2 separate regions of the Homo sapiens genome follow, and region 2 is linked to region 1. Evidence: read pairs that join two places in POLR2A ChIA-PET (ENCODE). Cell type or tissue: B cell. All regions are shown on one strand. Links, peaks and the distances in the headings refer to the core of each region. The heading gives the core; the rest is flanking DNA. Region 1 overlaps FHAD1 (forkhead associated phosphopeptide binding domain 1). Region 2 overlaps CTRC (chymotrypsin C).

Region 1 (5,371 bases), core at 299-5,298:
CAATTGCAGAAAGTGAATGAAACAGAATTAGACATTGGCCTCCTTAAAGCGGCCACCAGCGGCCGCGGGTAATGCCTCTTATGCGCGAACGTTTTCCTTGTAGTACCTGGATATGAGCAAAACCCTCGGAAGTCTCATGAACATCAAGAATATGTCAGGCCACGTGTCCATGAAATACCTCTCCCGCCAGGAGAGGGAGAAGGTCAACCAGCTTCGACAAAGGGACCTCGACCTGGTGTTTGATAAGATCACCCAACTCAAGAACCAGCTGGGGAGGAAAGAGGAGCTGTTGAGAGGATATGAAAAGGACGTTGAACAGCTCAGGTACCTCGGCACCCCCATGTCCCCACAGAAAGGCCCGGGCCTCCCTTCTCCTGGCTAAACTCAGGCTAGCAGCAGACCTCTAGGCCTGGGACAGGAGGACAGAGACCCACGTGTGGAATACCTGCAATGTCAGAAGGGGACCAGGGAGGGCACTGACTAGGCCTGGTAGAGGGAATTCTGTCCCCGAGATCACGGCTGCAGAAGTGCACGGTTTCCCCATTCTGTGAACTATTTTCTGTGCAAGCTGCACCTCTTGCGACCCTTGACTTATGGTTTCCCAGTTGTGTAGCATTGACAGCTCCGTCATATTTTCAAGAGTCGCAGTTCCCCACTCCCCAGGAAGTCAGGAGGGGCTGGTAGCACATCCTTTATCCCCTCCCGCTACACACATTCGGCTGATGAATGGCTCGTTCTGCTCTCTGTACCCCAAATCTTCGTCATGCTCTCCTGCTTGTGATGACACTCCTGAGTGAGCCCCCACTGTGGATGTATTTTGAGAGACTTCCGGGTCTGGCACATTGATGATGATTGGGAAAGATAAGGGAAAAACAGACGCCATCTCTCCTGTGCACCCAGGCGGAGCAAAGTGTCCATTGAGATGTACCAGTCGCAGGTGGCAAAGCTGGAGGATGATATCTACAAAGAGGCCGAAGAGAAGGCCCTGCTGAAGGAGGCCCTGGAGCGCATGGAGCACCAGCTGTGCCAGGAGAAGAGGATCAACAGGGCCATCCGGCAGCAGAAGGTGAGGCGCTGCTGCCCAGGGCAGAACCTCCCAGGCTGCCCTGCAGCTCCCATTAGCAATGGCCGAGGGTGGTCCCTGGAGGATCCAGGTAGCACAGAACACAGGGATGGATGCAAAGGGAGGCAACTGGATAGCTTTTGCATCAGACAGACCTAGATTTAGACCAGAGCTCAACCACTTGCTATGTGACCTTAGATAGGTTTCTTAACCTCTCTGAGACTCATGGTGCTCATCTGTATTTTTTTTAATGGTGGTTGTTATTCATATTTATATCAATCTGCCAGGTGCTAGGGATACATAAGCTCTCAGAGAGTGGAGATTTGGATTCACTATTCTGAGTGCCTGGCACGCGGTAGACACCCAGTAAATATTTGGTGAACGGATGGGTGGAAGGACAGACAGGTTGATGGACAGATGGAAGAATAGATGGACTGAGGAGTATACAGGTGGATGGGCAGATGGATGTCCTTGAAGAACATATCCCTTAGTGTGGAACAGAGAGCTGACTTCAGGTGGATTTCATAGCTGAAGGCTGTCGAGGCTGTGCAGTCCAGGAAGGGCACTCAGCCTGGTTAGAACATGCAGCGAGGGCCTGCCAAAGCCACAATGCCGCCAGTGACCGCAAAGGAGAGCTGGAGTTTGTCCACCAAAGGGATGAGAGGGTGGACATTCCCGGCTGAAGGAGCCGCAGAGGAAAGGTGTGAGGATGAGATTTGCTCCCTGGCACAGAGTTGGAAATAACACTGGCTTGAGAAACCGAGATTCCAGTCTCAGGCTGGTGACCCAGCGAAAATGGGTCCCCCTCCCACCACACACACACACGCGCACGCGCACACACTCTGGTATCTCATCTGTAGCATGGTACAGGAGTCAGCCGGTCCTGGGCTCAAATCCCCGCACTTATTAACTGTGCGACCTTGTGCAGATCTCTTTGCCTCTCTGAGCCTTGCTTTCCTCATTAGTAGATGGGAGCTTCCAGCCCCTGCCTCGCAGACAGATGGTGAGGATGAAAGAATGCAGGCATCCCTCGCTATCTGCTGTCCACTCTCGCTGTCGTCATACCTCAGGAGCCAAGTGCTTTTGGATGGTGAGGGTGCTTGTCCCGTCTCTGAAGCACCTGCCCAGGGCCTGGCACCAGCCGGCGGACACTGCCTTCCCCATGCTGCCCATGACCCATGCTGCCCGTGACCCATGCAGGTGGTCTCCTGGGTGAGTCCTGCCTCAGACCCGGTAGGGTCTACACACTGGAAAGTTTCCCCAAAGCAAGTCACACATGAGCAGCACCCGGGCGGCTTCCAAAGCTCCCTGAAAGCTGGCAGAGGGGCTTTCCTGTCTGCTTTGCAGTTGACATATTCATCATCCACTCCTGCAGTCCACAAGGCACTGGAACAGTGACCTCTAAATAGAGCCAGACTCTCCCTTTCCTTCACTCTTGCCTAAGGTGGAGCAGATCCCAAGGCTGGGGTTAGGCAAGTCAGGGAAAGAACCACAGTCACTGTTTCTTCATGACCGTCTCCAGGCCAGGGACTGGGCTCACCTGAGCTTTGCAGCCGTGATAGGGCTTATTAATGCCTCTAATAGCCCTGCCTGGTACGATGATCCCTATTTTACAGATGAGGAAACTGCGCCTCAGAGAGTTAAGAGGCGCCCAAGTGCACACAGCGGCTGGTAAGGACAGCTGGGACCTGACCCCAGATCCCTCTGACCCTGGTTCTCCTGCTGTCTGCAGGGTTGGCCGTGAGTCCCCTCCTTGTAACTGTCAGCTTTTATGTGTGTGTGCATTCTCGTGTGTGTGTACATTCTCATGTGTGTGTGTGTGTGCACATGTGTACCATGTGCATGAGGGTTTGGCTGTGTGTGACACTATGTGTGTGTGTTTGTGTGTGTTGCCTGCCTGAGCTCAGAGAGAGCCAAACCCCCAGAGAAGGGTGCCCCCTCCACCAACCAGGTGAGCTCCTTGCAGAGGCCTGGCCTTCATCCCACAAACCTTGCAGACCACAGGCTCCCTGGCTTGCAGCCCCCAAAAATGAAGGCAGCGCTCTGCTCTGGACGTGGCCTTTCCAGCACTCACCACTCTGAATTAAACATCACAGGCCCCCATCTGCACATGTCGTGGGGCTGCCTCGGGCAGAGGACCGTTTCCTTTTACGCTGTGCCATGCCAGGGAGATCTGGGCAGCAGCAGAGTCCTGAGATGTCCTTTGATGTACCCACAGGAGAGTTCGCTCCTTCCCGAGGCAGTGTCCCCCAGGGCTTGGCAGGCCAGGCCCACAGCAGAGACACCAAACCACAGAATGGGACGGCAGAGGGCCCTAAAAAGCCCATTGTCATGCACTGGCTGAAAATGAAAGAAAACCTGCAGATTTACATAATCAGTCCACATGCATTATTCATGGCCTCCCTAGGCACACACAATGCGGGCTGGCCAGCCTTCCACCGAGCGGGAGGAGGAAGGTCCGAAGCGGCCAAGCCAAACCTGTGTCAGCGTCCCCAGCTGGAGCTGGGAACTTTCAAATTCATGGAATTCACAACGTAGGGAAAGATTTGATAGGAAGTAGAGCCACGATCACAGCAAGGCTGATGGTATTATGTAAGGAGCACTTGCTGTCAGATGCACCCCACAGGGCACGGCCCACCCTCACCTCACATCAGCCTGCGAGGAGGGCTGCCGGGCATCTGCCCGCTGAGAGGGGAAACTGAGGAGGTCGGAGGGCAGTGTCACCGGGCTACTCAGCTACAGAAACGGGACCTCAGCGACCTCCGATCCCGGCCCTCCCAGCCCATCCACTCATCCCCCCTATTCCTTTCCAGGATGCACCCCGCCTACTCCATCACCATTTCTCTCGGGGTTCATCCCCAGGCTCAGTTTGCATTTAAGGTTTGTGACTAACATGTCATCAGAAACTCCTGTTTGTCAAGGGAAAAAGGGGGAAAATCTTTTTTTTTTTTTTTGCTTGCTGTTCAAGAATTTGACAACATCAGAGAAAACAGTTTTTTTTCAGTGGTGCAAGACTCGAAAGGGAACCTGTATACATCTGTTTAGGCAGCAGCTGCTCCCTAGGAGAGGAAAGTAGAATTCCTTTAAGTTTCACACCTAACATTTTCACAAAGAGTCGATTTTTTTCCACGTCTCCTGTATAAAATCTCAGTGCCCCTTCATAAAGATGGAACAGTTGAGGCTCTGGGAAACGAAATTACTCACCTTGAGTTTCAGAACTATCCGCCCCTGACACACAGACAACCACTGTAGTTTTAACACTTGAACATCTCTTCACGGAGCAGAACTTCCCAGAGTCCAAAGTCATACTTCCAGCTGGGCAGGGTAGCTCACGTCTGTAATATCAGAACTTTGGGAGGCTGATGCAGGAGGATCACTTGAGACCAGCCTGGGCAACATAGCAAGACACCACCTCTAAAAATAAAAATAAACAAATTAGCCAGGTATGGCACCACACACCTGTAATCTCAGCTACTTGGGAGGCTAAGGCAGGAGGATCAATTGAGCCTAGTAGTTTGGGGCTGCAGTAAGCTATGATCGCACCACTGCCCTCCAGCCTGGGCAACACAGCAAGACCTTGTCTCTTTTAAAACAGAAAAAAAGGCATAGTTCTATACTAATACCTCTGGCTGTGCAAATCAGACCTGACATAAAATGTTGGGGAAAACCTCAGTGCTGGTCATTCACAGAGAACCTCGTGGTCATCAGCCTCCTGACTCTGGGATGCCCTGGGTCCACAGCTCCCTGCAGTGACAGTGTGACAGTGACAATGGCCCAGGCTGTGCCCAATCTAGTCCACTTCCCACATCACTAAACAAGGCAGCAGAGTTTCTCCGAGATAAGAGGCAGACTTGGAGTCCAACAGATAGGGCTTAGGGTTCAAGCCCACCTCTGTCCCTGAGTGAGCCTCAGTAGGTGACTTTACCTCTGTCGCAGGTTTCTCAACAACAGCACCAATAACGGTAACAACAGGACCTGCTTCGTGGGGTGGTTAAATGGTGTGATGCCAGCAGAGCCTGTCACAGAGCAAGCTCAGTTACTCGGTTACTGTGGGGAAGAGAAAAGGCCACTCGGGGGCGGGGGCAGTGCCTGCATCGCTTTCAATGAGCTTCCTGCCCGCTGGCGAGTCCTGCAGACTCCGAGACTTTTTCCCGGGTCCTCCTAGAGCCGGCAGCGCCTTTGTAAAGCTGTCTTTTCTCTTTAGTGAATACAGCTAGGGCTACAGCCAAGAAACAGCTGACACTTTTCGTGAATGGGCTAAGACTGGGATTTTCAGTAGGAACATTTTAAATGCACAGAAGTTGCCCT
Region 2 (5,371 bases), core at 317-5,316, 66 kb after region 1:
TCCTCTCTGGTGCTGCCCCTTTCCACACTATGGAGCCAAAGAGAGACCCCACTCAGCCAGTTTCCCCCACCCTGCATTAGACAGGTGGGGAAACAGAGGCCGGGAGAGAGGGCCAAGGAAGGAGCCTCCTGGGGCATTAATGGGAGGCAGGGGGCTGGGGTGGAGAGCCCAGGGAGTCCTGCGTGAAGCCGGAGGGGATGGGAGTGAAGGACGCATCAGACACCTTCCCCGCTCCATCTCACAAGCTGCGAACAGGTGAGACCCTGATGAAATCACTCGCTTCTCCGATCCTACCTCCACCGAGGGGCCTGGCAGGTCCTCACAGCCCCCCAGCAGCAGGTGGAAGACAGGGTCTCCCCAAAAGCAGCGTCCCCCAGGCCAGAGAGACCAGGCCACAGGAGGATGGCCAAAGCTCAGGGACAACCACTCCTGGGGAAGGGGCTCCCTAGCAGGGACCCCCCACCCCCACCCCGCAGCACAGACCCCATGGCTGCTGTTGGCAGGGGCTCTCTGCTTTGAGAAGTGTTTAGTGAGCCAGCCCCTGTGTCCAGTCCTGTGCTGGGCATGATGAGGGTACAGGAAGAGGAAGAGACCCCAGCATCATCCTCAGGAGACATACGTTTGAAGAAGGCAATGGTTTCCACACAGAATCACAGTGGTCAGAGCTGGATATGCTTTCATTGCATTAGACAAGTGGGGAAACTGAGGCCCAGAGAGAGGAAGGAGTTGGGATAGCTGGCAATGCCTGATCCAGGAGAAGAGAGTTCTCCTGAGGCTGACAAGAGGCCAAGAGGAGCCAGAGATGAGATAGACCCAGTGTCCAGGGAGGGACATGCCAGTGGGATCAGACCCTGATGACAGGGGCAGCCAGAGATGAGAGAGATCCAATGTCCAGGGAGGGACATGCCAGGGGGATCAGACCCTGATGATAGGGGCCTCTGGCCTGGCCTGCTCCTGGGAATGTCCTGTTCTGTGGGGGTGCCCCCAGCCCAGCCTCTGGACCCCTCGCTGGAGAGCCCTCGGCTGCAGCTACCTCAGACTGGCCCAAGAGTTGTCCCTTTTCTCCACCAGACTTTGTCCCCTGGGAGTGGGGACCATGGTGTGACTCCCACACCCCCATGATGCCAAGGCAAGTCTCAGGAAAGACTTGACTTACTCAACAAGCAGTGGGAGCTACAGGGAGCCCAGCACCACCCAGACCCGGGAATCCAGGATGGGGGTACCCCAGCTGTGCAGGAGACAGACCAGTAAATAGATCATTAAATTCCCTGGTATACATTTGAAAACAGAAATACAGACCAGAAGCATAGAAACAGGACACCTGAAGCAGTGTCAGTTGGCGGGAGGAATCCAGGATGGCTTCCTGGAGGTGATGATGCCCAAGCTTGGTCTTAAAATTTGACTAGAAGGTACCCAAGTACAGAACGTAGTCCTTCTTAAGTTTGCTTAATCTAAACTTCATTCCCACCTATCCTCTTCTTTTTTTTTTTTTTTTTTTTGAGACGGAGTCTTGCTCTGATGCCCAGGCTGGAGTGCAGTGGCACAATCTCAGCTCACTGCAACCTCCACCTCCCAGGTTCAAGTGATTCTTCTGCCTCAGCCTCCCAAGTAGCTGGGATTACAGGCACGCACCACCATGCACAGCTAATTTTTTTTTTTTTTTTTTAGACAGAGTCTCGCTCTCTCACCTGGGCTGTAGTGCAGTGGTGCCATCTCGGCTCACTGCAAGCTCCGCCTCCCAGGTTCACGCCATTCTCCTGCCTCAGCCTCCTGAGTAGCTGGGACTACAGGCGCCAGCCACCATGCCTGGCTAATTTTTTTTTTTTTTGTATTTTTAGCAGAGACGGGGTTTCACCGTGTTAGCCAGGATGGTCTCGATCTCCTGATCTCGTGATCCACCTGCCTCGGCCTCCCAAAGTGCTGGCATTACAGGCGTGAGCCACCGTGCCCGGCCCCAGCTAATTTTTTTGTATTTTTTTAGTAGAGATGGGGTTTCACCATGTCGTCCAGGCTGGTCTCAAACTCCTGACCTCAGGTGATCTGCCCGCCTTGGCCTCCCAAAGTACTGGGATCACAGGTGTGAGCCACCACACCCGGTCTCATTCCCAGCTATCTTCTTTTGTGTATGTCTTTATATTGGGGGTTATAAATGCTAAATGCTTGCTGTCCTCAGATCCCTTGTAGTTAGGGAGCTAATTAAAATGTTAATTAATATTACAATGTTATTTAAGCAATGTTAAATAATATCTAACATTTATTGGGCACTTAGTATGTGCCAAGCACTATCCTATAGGTTTTACATTATCTCAATCCCCAGAAACAATCCCATGAGGTAGGTTACTATTAACATCATGCCCATTTTACAGATGAGAAAACTGAGGCCAGACAGGGTTAGTGACTTCCCAATGTGTGAACTAGAAGGTAGTGGAGCCGGAATCCAGACTTTAGTGATCTGACTCCAGGGCCTGTGCTCTTGTCCACCATGCTCTGCTGCCCTGCAATGTAAAACATCCTCCAGAAAAAAAATAAATAAATAAAAACTTCCCTGATGAGAAAGATCTGACATAGCTGGTGCTGCCCCTTCCCCTTCTTCCTGCCTTGAATATGGATGTGATGCCTGGAGCTGAGGCAGCCATCTTGTGGCCAAGATAATTACAGAGATGTCAGCTTAGACCTCATCAAGCTGTAGATCCCATGCCAGCCACCATTTTCCTCTGAATGTCTGGCTACGTGAAAAAAAATACATCTGCATTTGTTTTAGCCACCGAAGTAGATTTTCAGTTACTTGCTAATCAATTCACTAGGGAACAGAAGGGGTCACTTTCCAGCCAAGGGAACAGCATGAGCAAAGCTATAGCGACTGCTTGGAAGAAACTCCGGTGTTGCCAGAGCATAAAGTCAGGGGCAAGGGCAGAGTGACCAATTGTCCTGGTTTGCCTGGGCTGAGTTTTCCCAGACATGGGAGTTTCAATGCTAAAACTGGAAGAGTCCCAGGCAAACCAAGATGGTTGTTGCTTGGAGGGGCAAGTGACAAGGCTGGAGAGGAAGCAAACGCCCTTAGGGAAGGCCTTGTGCAGTGGTAGGGGCTGCTGGGACTTCCTGCTGAGGGCAGTGGGGGCTGTAGAGGGCTTTTAGATAGAGAAGTGGCCACTGTGGTCCGATGTGTACACTACAGTGTCCATCAGACAGCTGTGGGGAGGGTGATTTGGAGCAGGCAAGAGTGGAGGCAGACAGGCCAGTAAGGAGGCTGCTGCAGCAGTCTAGGCCAGAAATAATGCAGCCCGGATGGAGGCGGTAATGAAAAGGAGAAAAGGGAGGTTTCAGTAATTATTTAAGGGGTACAGTTGTAGCGTTGAGCAGCAAGCCTCCAGCCCCACATCTACACAAACTTCCAGGAATCTGATTAATTATCAAAACGATTGTTTGTCAGGAGCCAGGCATGGTAGCACACACCTGTAGTCCCAGCTACTTGGAAGGCTGAGGCAGAAGGATGCTTGAGCCCAGGAGTTCGAGACCAGCCTGGGCAACATAGCAAGACCCTGTCTCTACAAAGAATACAAAAATTAGCCAGGCGTGGTGGCATGTACCTGTCGTGGCAGCTACTTGGGAGGCTGAGACAGGAGGATCACTTGAGCCCAGGAGGTCAAGGCTGCAGTGAGCCGTGATCATGCCACTGCACCCCAGCCTGGTCAACAGAGTAAGATCCTGTCTCAGAAAACGAGAAAAAACAACAACAAAAATTACCATTTGTTAGCTAATACATGGTGAAACACAACCCACAGTTCGGTTTGTTCAACAAGACTGTAAAATTTGGCCAGGCGCGGTGGCTCATGCCTGTAATCCCAGCACTTTGGGAGGCCAAGGTGGGAGTGGATCACCTGAGGTCAAGAGTTCGAGACCAGCCTGGCCAACATGACAAAACCCTGTCTCTACTAAAAGTACAAAAAATTAGCCAGGCGTGGTGGCAGGCACGTATAATCCCAGCTACTCGGGAGGCTAAGGCAGGAGAATCACTTGGACCTGGGGGGTGGAAGTTGCAGTGAGCCGAGATCGTGCCACTTCACTCCAGCCTGGGTGGGCGAAAGAGCAAAACTGTCTCCAAAAAAAAAAAAAAAGAGTGTAAAATTCTCAGCTTTGGGGACAAGATCCATTATTATGCCCAAGAATCAATGCCTATGTATGGTAAACAGAATAATGCTCCCTGCAAAAGATGTGTACACCCCAACCCCCAGAACCTGTGAACATGTTACCTTACTCAGCAAAAGAGATTGTTCAGATATGATTAAATTAAGGATCTTCCCATGGAGTGACCATCTTGGATTATCTGGGTGGGGTCTGTGTAATCAATAAGGGTCCTTAGAACAGTGAGACAAGAGGGTCAGGGTCAGAGAGAGATTTAAGGATGCTGCACTGCTGGCTCTGAAGATAGAGGAAGGGGCCATGAACCAAGGAATGCAGGCGGCCTCTGGAAGCTGGTAAAGGCCAGGAAATGGATTCTTCTCTACACCTCCAGAAGGGAACAGTCCTGCCTATACCTGGACTTTAGCCCAGTGAGGAAAAACTGTGGACTTCTGACCTCCAGAACTACAAGATAATAAATGTGTGTGTTTTTTGCCACTAAGTTTGTGACAATTTATTACAACAGCAATAGGAACCAGATTCACCATCCTTCCTCCCGTGTTAGAAGGCAAAATCCAAAGCGCACTGTGGTGGGTGTAGTGGGGAGGGAGAAGGAGGGGTCAGGAAGGACTCCCTGGGATCTGGCTTGGGTGAGAGTAGGGATTTGTGGACTTTGTCCCAGAGGTCACAAACTGGTGGCTGGAAGGGAGGGAAACTGGAAACTTAGGCACTGACCCTCCCACCTCCACCTTCTGCCTGGGGGCTGGGAGGCCTGGAAGGGGCTGCTGAGAGCCCCACCAGCCACTGATCCACTAGTGTGCCATTGGATGCCTAATAGCCGTTGCGTGGCTAGCATATATTGAGCACTTGCTAATTTGTGTTAGGCTCCGCCCAAGGCTTCATATATATGACCTCATTTCATCCTCATGGCAACCCTGTTTATTATCCCTCTTTACAGATGAGGAAACTGAGGCTCAGAGAGATTTCAAACCTCAGCCCAGATCACACAGCTAGCAATGGGGCACCATGATTTAAACCCAGGTAGTCTAACTCCAGAGCCTGTGCAACTAACAACTTGTGGTTCTGCCATGAATCCTAAAGTCTAAGGATGCCCTTGCACGCTGACCTCCTCTAGTGACCAGGGAGGTGTAGCCTGTGGGGGTGCCGAGAAGCCTCAATAAAACCAGCAATAAGCCCAGAGAGACAGAGGCTTGAGAGAATTATTGCTCCCAGATGCTCACAAAAGACTTTC

Evidence for each region. ChIA-PET counts read pairs that join two places held together with the same protein. Peaks named below come from ENCODE experiments on the same cell type or tissue, not always from the same donor. Only the 100,000 strongest peaks of a DNase experiment are listed, where the experiment ranks them.
Region 2: POLR2A ChIA-PET joins it to region 1 with 10 read pairs; 2 of 35 experiments call an interaction of 5 or more read pairs at or near these places.

The regions. Positions count from the first base shown.
Region 1 is chr1:15,381,128-15,386,498 of GRCh38, forward strand. FHAD1 (forkhead associated phosphopeptide binding domain 1) reads left to right here. Exons shown (of 34, transcript NM_001391957.1): 30 at 104-324; 31 at 901-1,066. Among named protein-coding and RNA genes, the nearest start is that of EFHD2, 26 kb to the right of the region's middle. RefSeq lists enhancers at 2,974-3,621, 3,622-4,269, 3,626-3,745. In B cell, for the core only: no CTCF peak of the experiment used is centred there; a DNase peak (open chromatin) is centred at 3,424; H3K4me3 peaks cover 229 bases; H3K27me3 peaks cover 470 bases.
Region 2 is chr1:15,446,692-15,452,062 of GRCh38, forward strand. CTRC (chymotrypsin C) reads left to right here. Exons shown (of 8, transcript NM_007272.3): 8 at 1-2,551. Among named protein-coding and RNA genes, the nearest start is that of CELA2A, 7.4 kb to the right of the region's middle. In B cell, for the core only: no CTCF peak of the experiment used is centred there; no DNase peak of the experiment used is centred there; H3K27me3 peaks cover 926 bases.